Linked DNA regions of Homo sapiens: region 2 is linked to region 1. The links are chromatin contacts, found by Hi-C or POLR2A ChIA-PET in ENCODE. All regions are on one chromosome and are shown on one strand. Each heading gives the region's core, a stretch centred on a gene start or an enhancer-like site at or near the end of the contact. The rest is flanking DNA. Distances are from core to core; before and after follow the strand shown. Region 1 overlaps FASN (fatty acid synthase). Region 2 holds the start of DCXR-DT (DCXR divergent transcript).

The links. Hi-C counts contacts between places; a loop is a spot of excess contacts on that map. ChIA-PET counts read pairs that join two places held with the same protein, here RNA polymerase II (POLR2A). Pooled maps may share reads with other maps.
Region 2: a map of breast epithelium shows a loop between it and region 1 (2.1-fold over the local background). The contact joins the promoter of DCXR-DT here to the enhancer-like site in region 1. A Hi-C loop is called at or near these places in 9 of 168 maps with a recorded cell type or tissue (CD4-positive, alpha-beta memory T cell, CD8-positive, alpha-beta T cell, HepG2 and 6 more), 13 of 37 single-sample maps with no recorded cell type and 19 of 50 pooled maps. POLR2A ChIA-PET finds 5 or more read pairs at or near these places in 33 of 52 experiments (A549, A673, AG04449 and 27 more).

Annotation. Positions count from the first base shown.
Region 1 is chr17:82,076,507-82,080,546 of GRCh38, reverse strand. FASN (fatty acid synthase) reads left to right here. Exons shown (of 43, transcript NM_004104.5): 40 at 1-177; 41 at 309-407; 42 at 939-1,190; 43 at 1,267-2,209. The coding sequence ends at 1,404. Among named protein-coding and RNA genes, the nearest start is that of SNORD134, 12 kb to the left of the region's middle. RefSeq lists a silencer at 948-1,148. Within about 2 kb of position 2,611, at least 4 of the 41 ENCODE cell types and tissues checked have a DNase peak (open chromatin) inside an H3K27ac peak, as active enhancers do; they include breast epithelium, where a contact is called at or near this core.
Region 2 is chr17:82,036,369-82,039,167 of GRCh38, reverse strand. It overlaps DCXR-DT (DCXR divergent transcript), which reads right to left and starts at 1,250. Exons shown (of 2, transcript NR_159948.1): 1 at 900-1,250. It overlaps DCXR (dicarbonyl and L-xylulose reductase), which reads left to right and starts at 1,471. Exons shown (of 8, transcript NM_016286.4): 1 at 1,471-1,537; 2 at 1,621-1,718; 3 at 2,155-2,309; 4 at 2,405-2,447; 5 at 2,525-2,624; 6 at 2,720-2,784. The coding sequence starts at 1,486. RefSeq lists a silencer at 1,251-2,080.

The DNA.
Region 1 (4,040 bases), core at 1,362-3,861:
GACTGCATCAGGCAGGTGCAGCCCGAGGGCCCCTACCGCGTGGCCGGCTACTCCTACGGGGCCTGCGTGGCCTTTGAAATGTGCTCCCAGCTGCAGGCCCAGCAGAGCCCAGCCCCCACCCACAACAGCCTCTTCCTGTTCGACGGCTCGCCCACCTACGTACTGGCCTACACCCAGGTGAGAGCCAGGCTGGTCCTAGAGGCCTACGGCAAACGTCTGGGCTCCCCACCTGTGCCCTGGCTTTGGGGGACCGTCGCTTAGGAGGCCCCGCCCCTTCCATCTGCTCAGCAGTCCCTCCTTCCTCTCAGAGCTACCGGGCAAAGCTGACCCCAGGCTGTGAGGCTGAGGCTGAGACGGAGGCCATATGCTTCTTCGTGCAGCAGTTCACGGACATGGAGCACAACAGGGTGGGTCCTGGACACCCCTGAGGCCGCAGGACCCAGAGTACTGGGCAGGAACGGAAGGGGGAAGGGAAGGATGGGATGGGACGCGAAGAGCGTTAAAGGCCCCCCAACTTCACCCCTTTAATAGCCGATCCCGGCCGGATGCGGTTGCTCATGCCTGTAATCCCGGCACTTTGGGAGGCTAAGGCGGGCAGATTACCTGAGGTCGGGAGTTCGAGACCAGCCTGACCAACGTGGAGAAACCCCTTCTCTACTAAAAATACAAAAATTAGCCAGGCATGGTGGCACTCACCTATAGTCCCACCTACTCGGGAGGAGAATCGCTTGAACCGGGTAGGTGGAGGTTGCGGAGGGAGGAGAATCGCTTGAACCGGGTAGGTGGAGGTTGCGGTGAGCTGAGATCGCCCCACTCCATCTAGCCTGGGTAACAAAAATGAAACTCGTCTCAAAAAAAAAAAGCCCACCCGCAGTGTAGCACAGGGCAGGCCGGTGCTGTGGGTGCTGCCAGCACCTGCTCAGAGCCCGACCCCACAGGTGCTGGAGGCGCTGCTGCCGCTGAAGGGCCTAGAGGAGCGTGTGGCAGCCGCCGTGGACCTGATCATCAAGAGCCACCAGGGCCTGGACCGCCAGGAGCTGAGCTTTGCGGCCCGGTCCTTCTACTACAAGCTGCGTGCCGCTGAGCAGTACACACCCAAGGCCAAGTACCATGGCAACGTGATGCTACTGCGCGCCAAGACGGGTGGCGCCTACGGCGAGGACCTGGGCGCGGACTACAACCTCTCCCAGGTGCGCAAGGGGCCTGACGGGAACGGGGACAGGGACAGGAGTGGGGTGGGACGGCAGCTGATCGCATCCCCTGCAGGTATGCGACGGGAAAGTATCCGTCCACGTCATCGAGGGTGACCACCGCACGCTGCTGGAGGGCAGCGGCCTGGAGTCCATCATCAGCATCATCCACAGCTCCCTGGCTGAGCCACGCGTGAGCGTGCGGGAGGGCTAGGCCCGTGCCCCCGCCTGCCACCGGAGGTCACTCCACCATCCCCACCCCACCCCACCCCACCCCCGCCATGCAACGGGATTGAAGGGTCCTGCCGGTGGGACCCTGTCCGGCCCAGTGCCACTGCCCCCCGAGGCTGCTAGATGTAGGTGTTAGGCATGTCCCACCCACCCGCCGCCTCCCACGGCACCTCGGGGACACCAGAGCTGCCGACTTGGAGACTCCTGGTCTGTGAAGAGCCGGTGGTGCCCGTGCCCGCAGGAACTGGGCTGGGCCTCGTGCGCCCGTGGGGTCTGCGCTTGGTCTTTCTGTGCTTGGATTTGCATATTTATTGCATTGCTGGTAGAGACCCCCAGGCCTGTCCACCCTGCCAAGACTCCTCAGGCAGCGTGTGGGTCCCGCACTCTGCCCCCATTTCCCCGATGTCCCCTGCGGGCGCGGGCAGCCACCCAAGCCTGCTGGCTGCGGCCCCCTCTCGGCCAGGCATTGGCTCAGCCCGCTGAGTGGGGGGTCGTGGGCCAGTCCCCGAGGAGCTGGGCCCCTGCACAGGCACACAGGGCCCGGCCACACCCAGCGGCCCCCCGCACAGCCACCCGTGGGGTGCTGCCCTTATGCCCGGCGCCGGGCACCAACTCCATGTTTGGTGTTTGTCTGTGTTTGTTTTTCAAGAAATGATTCAAATTGCTGCTTGGATTTTGAAATTTACTGTAACTGTCAGTGTACACGTCTGGACCCCGTTTCATTTTTACACCAATTTGGTAAAAATGCTGCTCTCAGCCTCCCACAATTAAACCGCATGTGATCTCCACCACCGTCCTTTCTTCCCTCCTCCCTGACCTGGCAGCTGCAAGCTCTCCAGCTCCACCCCACCCAGTCACGGGGCCGTGAAGGGGATGCCCTCTGTCCTCTGGTCCCCAGTTCCCACACACCCCTAGGCCATGTCCCAGAGCCGGGGCTGGGCCGGGGAGTGAGGAAGGAGCCCGCGTGGCAGCCCCGGGCTTCCCGGGAAAGCGCTGGGACTGGCGGGGGGGGGGGTACCGAGGCTCTGGCCAAGAAACACCACCAGTGAGAAACGTGTAGGAGGTACAGACACTGGGAAGTTGGCTTCAGCTGAGGAGAGGCCCCTCGTGGAGAATAGTATTTGCTTGAAGTCAGTGGATTGCAGGCATTCGCCCTGCCAAAGATGCCGTCACAGCCTCACCAAGACGGTGTCAATAGCGCCACTGGCTGGCCAGGTTGACCCAGAAGACTTGGGTTTAGGCAAAGGAGTGGAGGCTGGGAGGGAGCAAGGGACAGGGAGCCCTGGGCACCTGGACCCCCGGCATCGAGGGGTGGGGTGGACACAGCCTCCAGGACCCATAAGGGCAGCACCCCACGGGTGGCTGTGCGGGGGGCCGCTGGGTGGACATGAGCTTGGGGTAGAGGCATGGGCAGGAGCGAGAGCCAGGATTGGATTTCGGGAATGGGCAAAGCAGGCCAGCCCGGGGTTCCGGAAGGCACAGCATGCCCACAGAAGAGGCCCTTTCAGTGTGAGTGCCAAGGCACAGAGGTGGGTGGGGGGCTGGGAGAGCCCCTGCTGGAGAGGCAGGGGAGGGGTGGGCGCAGGGGCCATCTCCCAGGGCAGGGTAGTGGGCCAGGACTACAGTGAACACCACGGGCCCTGCTGGGGGGGTGGGCCTGGTGCAGCGGCTGCAGGTGGGCAGTGTCCAGGCGTGAGTGTGGACAGCAGGCGGGCATCGGAGCGAGGCTCAGCCACACCCCTCCTGCGGTCCCCCAACACTAGGCAGCTGCTCCCTTCAGCCGTGGTCCCCTCTGGCCTCTCTCCACCCCTCCTCCGGCCACTCCCACCCCAGCCGTGCACACAGGCTCAGGGCCACCAGGGAGGACAGAGGCTCACAGGCCTATCTGGGGGTGGCCTCAGAACTAAACTGCTTTAGCTCCACAGCCTCAGGCCCTGCAGGGCAAGGCGGGTAGTGCCCAGCACATGGGCTCTTGTCACCCCTCCTGCTTCTCCCGGCTCTCCGGTACCGGAATGTGGTGTCCAGGGGTCTCTGAAGTTCCTGGCTCAGCTGCTGCCAGGGGAGGAGGCGCTCTGATGGGCCTGAGGTGCATCCAAGTTGCAAATGAGCTTCAGGGAGACCTAAGAGAAACCACGTATCTTTGTTATGAAGATACAGTTACCTTAAGTCACACAATTATCTTCACTTCAGTTATTTTTTCTTTCGAATTAAAATGAAAATTAATGTAACGAATTGGAGTTCTGATCCAGAGAGTAGCGAGGCCTGGATTCACCCTCCCACCGGAAACAGCTGAAAATCCAGGCAAAGGACAGGAGGTGCTGGCTGTGGGGATACCAGGCCTCCGCCAAAGAAGGACGGTGACCCCTGGGTGGGAACAAGGTGCCAGGAGCCCTAGGGTAACCTCAGCCTTCTGCCTGGCAGCTTCCAGGCCGGGCACAGTGAGAGGTGGAGTCCAGCAGACCCCCCGAGTTGAGGAAGTGGAGCTGAGAGTCCGGGGGGAAAATGAGGCTGAGGATTGCAGGACAGAGCACCCGGGGGGAGCTGGCAGACAGTGGCGGGGTGCAGGGGCTGTCCCGGGACCGCCAGGCAGGAGGCTACGGGGGCTCTCCTGTGAGCACC
Region 2 (2,799 bases), core at 1-2,500, 40 kb after region 1:
AGAAGACCATACATCAGCGCTTTCTTCTATGTACTTATAAGAAAGATCAAAGACTTTAAGACTTTCACTATTTCTTCTACTGCTATCTACTACGAACTTCAAAGAGGAACCAGGAGTACGGGAGGAACATGGAAGTGGACAAGAAATGTGACCATTAAATCATAGCACCACAGGGAGGGGGTTAGGCCTCCGGATGACTGCGGGCAGGCCTGGATAACATCCAGCCTCCCACAAGAAGCTGGTGGAGCAGAGTGTTCCCTGACGCCTCCAAGGAAAGGAGACTCCCCTTCGCAGTCTTCTAAGTAACGGGTGGCTTCCCAGACAACGGCATTACTGCTTGACCAAGGAGCCCTCAAGCAGCCCTTATGCGGGAGTGACAGAGGGCTCACCTCTTGCCTTCTAGGTCACTTCTCACAATGTCCCTAGGTTATATTAGTAATGCAACAAAGAGTAATATTAAAAGCTAATGATTAATAATGTTTATACTAATGATTGATAATTATCCATGATCATGATCATTTTTATATCTAATTTGTATTATGACTATTTTTATTTTAACTGTTTTTTTTTTAAAGATGGAGTCTTGCTCTGTCGCCCAGGCTGGAGTGCAGTGGCGCAATCTCGGCTCACTGCAAGCTCCGCCTCCTGGGTTCGCGCCATTCTCCTGCCTCAGCCTCCTGAGTAGCTGGGACTACAGGTGCCCGCCACCGCGCCCGGCTAATTTTTTGTATTTTTAGTAGAGATGGGGTTTCACCGTGTTAGCCAGGATGGTCTCGATCTCCTGACCTCGTGATCCACCCGCCTCGGCCTCCCAAAGTGCTGGGATTACAGGCGTGAGCCACCGCTCCCGGCCTATTTTCTTTGTTATACTGAAACAGTTTGTGTCTTCAGTCTCTTGCCTTGGCATCTAGGTAATCCTTCGCCCACAGATGAAAGCGGAGCTCTGCTGACATTGGTGTCTTCTCCAGACGTAGTTGGTTGTCCAAATTCTTTCCCTTGGCTTTAAAGTGAGCCGGCGGTGTCCTGCTCCCAAGCCTGAGAGATGATGGGCACAGGCGACACTTTTTAGGACATGCCGATGTTTTCAGAAACAAAACAAGAAATGTTAGCCCTGAAATTCTCCATTTCACGTGTTCTTCCTGATATTAACCACACATTCTTTCCGATATTAACCACCACATCGTCTTTTTGCAATAATCTTGGCAGGGAAAAATATGCTAGCCAGGGTCCACTACGTCGATTTCAAGCACGGAAGATGGGTCACACCAGGCACTTCAAAAGACCCGTCCCTGAGGCAGCGGAGACCCCGCCCCGCCCCGGCGCGCCCACTCCTTTCGGCCAATCACTGCAGCGGGGAGCAGCTATTTGAATGTCCCCACCGCCTATCTGAAGGCCGCCCTGCCATTGGCCCCGCCGCGCCCCGCCCATCGTGGCCAGAGCTTCAAGTTCCGCAGCCCCAGTGCGGAGGGCGGAGACTGCGCCGACATGGAGCTGTTCCTCGCGGGCCGCCGGGTGCTGGTCACCGGGGCAGGCAAAGGTGGGCGGCGGGGAAAGGTGGGCAAAGGCCGGCGGCGGGCAGAGGCGGGCAGGGGACGCCTTCACTGAGCCCGCTCCCGGCAGGTATAGGGCGCGGCACGGTCCAGGCGCTGCACGCGACGGGCGCGCGGGTGGTGGCTGTGAGCCGGACTCAGGCGGATCTTGACAGCCTTGTCCGCGAGGTAGGTCCCGCCGGGTCCCAGCGCTGCGAGGCGGCGAGCCAGGAGGGGGCGGCAGCGAGCGGGGGCGGTACCTCTGTGCGCGACTCCGCCTCCCCTCGCGGGCGCTGCGCTTCTCACCGCGGCCTGGGCGCCCGCGCACCCTCTCTCGGGGCTGGTGGCCTGCGTGGGCGGCCGGGTGGTCGGCAGAGCCGCCGGGGCCCCCGGGCTCAGAAAGAGGCCGAAATGGCTGCGAAGCAGGCCCCGGGCAGGAGTCGCTCGGGCGCAGGGAGGAAGTGAACCGGCCGGAGGTAGCGCCCGGCTGCTGGCCCCACAGTCCCGACACCTTCGGAACTCCTAACTCCTTTACTTGTCCGGCTGAAAGGTCACCAGCCCCAGTCCCCAGCTGTGCCGCTTGCTGGGCACAGAGCCTCTGGTAACTGCCCCCTGATACACACAGTGCCCGGGGATAGAACCCGTGTGCGTGGACCTGGGTGACTGGGAGGCCACCGAGCGGGCGCTGGGCAGCGTGGGCCCCGTGGACCTGCTGGTGAACAACGCCGCTGTCGCCCTGCTGCAGCCCTTCCTGGAGGTCACCAAGGAGGCCTTTGACAGGTGAGCCTGTGAGGGCGGAGGAACCTCAGGGAGGGGCTGTCCTGGAGGACGCAGCAGCCCTAATCTCTGACCAGGGTCTGTCCCTCGGCCTCTAGATCCTTTGAGGTGAACCTGCGTGCGGTCATCCAGGTGTCGCAGGTGAGCTGCCCTGTGGGCTGGACGGGAATTCTCGTGAGTGATGCCAGCTCTGCCTCACGGTCTCGCTGCGATTCCAGATTGTGGCCAGGGGCTTAATAGCCCGGGGAGTCCCAGGGGCCATCGTGAATGTCTCCAGCCAGTGCTCCCAGCGGGCAGTAACTAACCATAGCGTCTACTGTGAGTGCCCCAGCTGTGCCCTCAGCCCCACCCCAGCCCCAGCCTCGCCCTCATCACCGACCCCAGCCCCAGCCAGCTTGGGTTCCTCTTCGTAGGCTCCACCAAGGGTGCCCTGGACATGCTGACCAAGGTGATGGCCCTAGAGCTCGGGCCCCACAAGGTGAGCAGGGCTGGG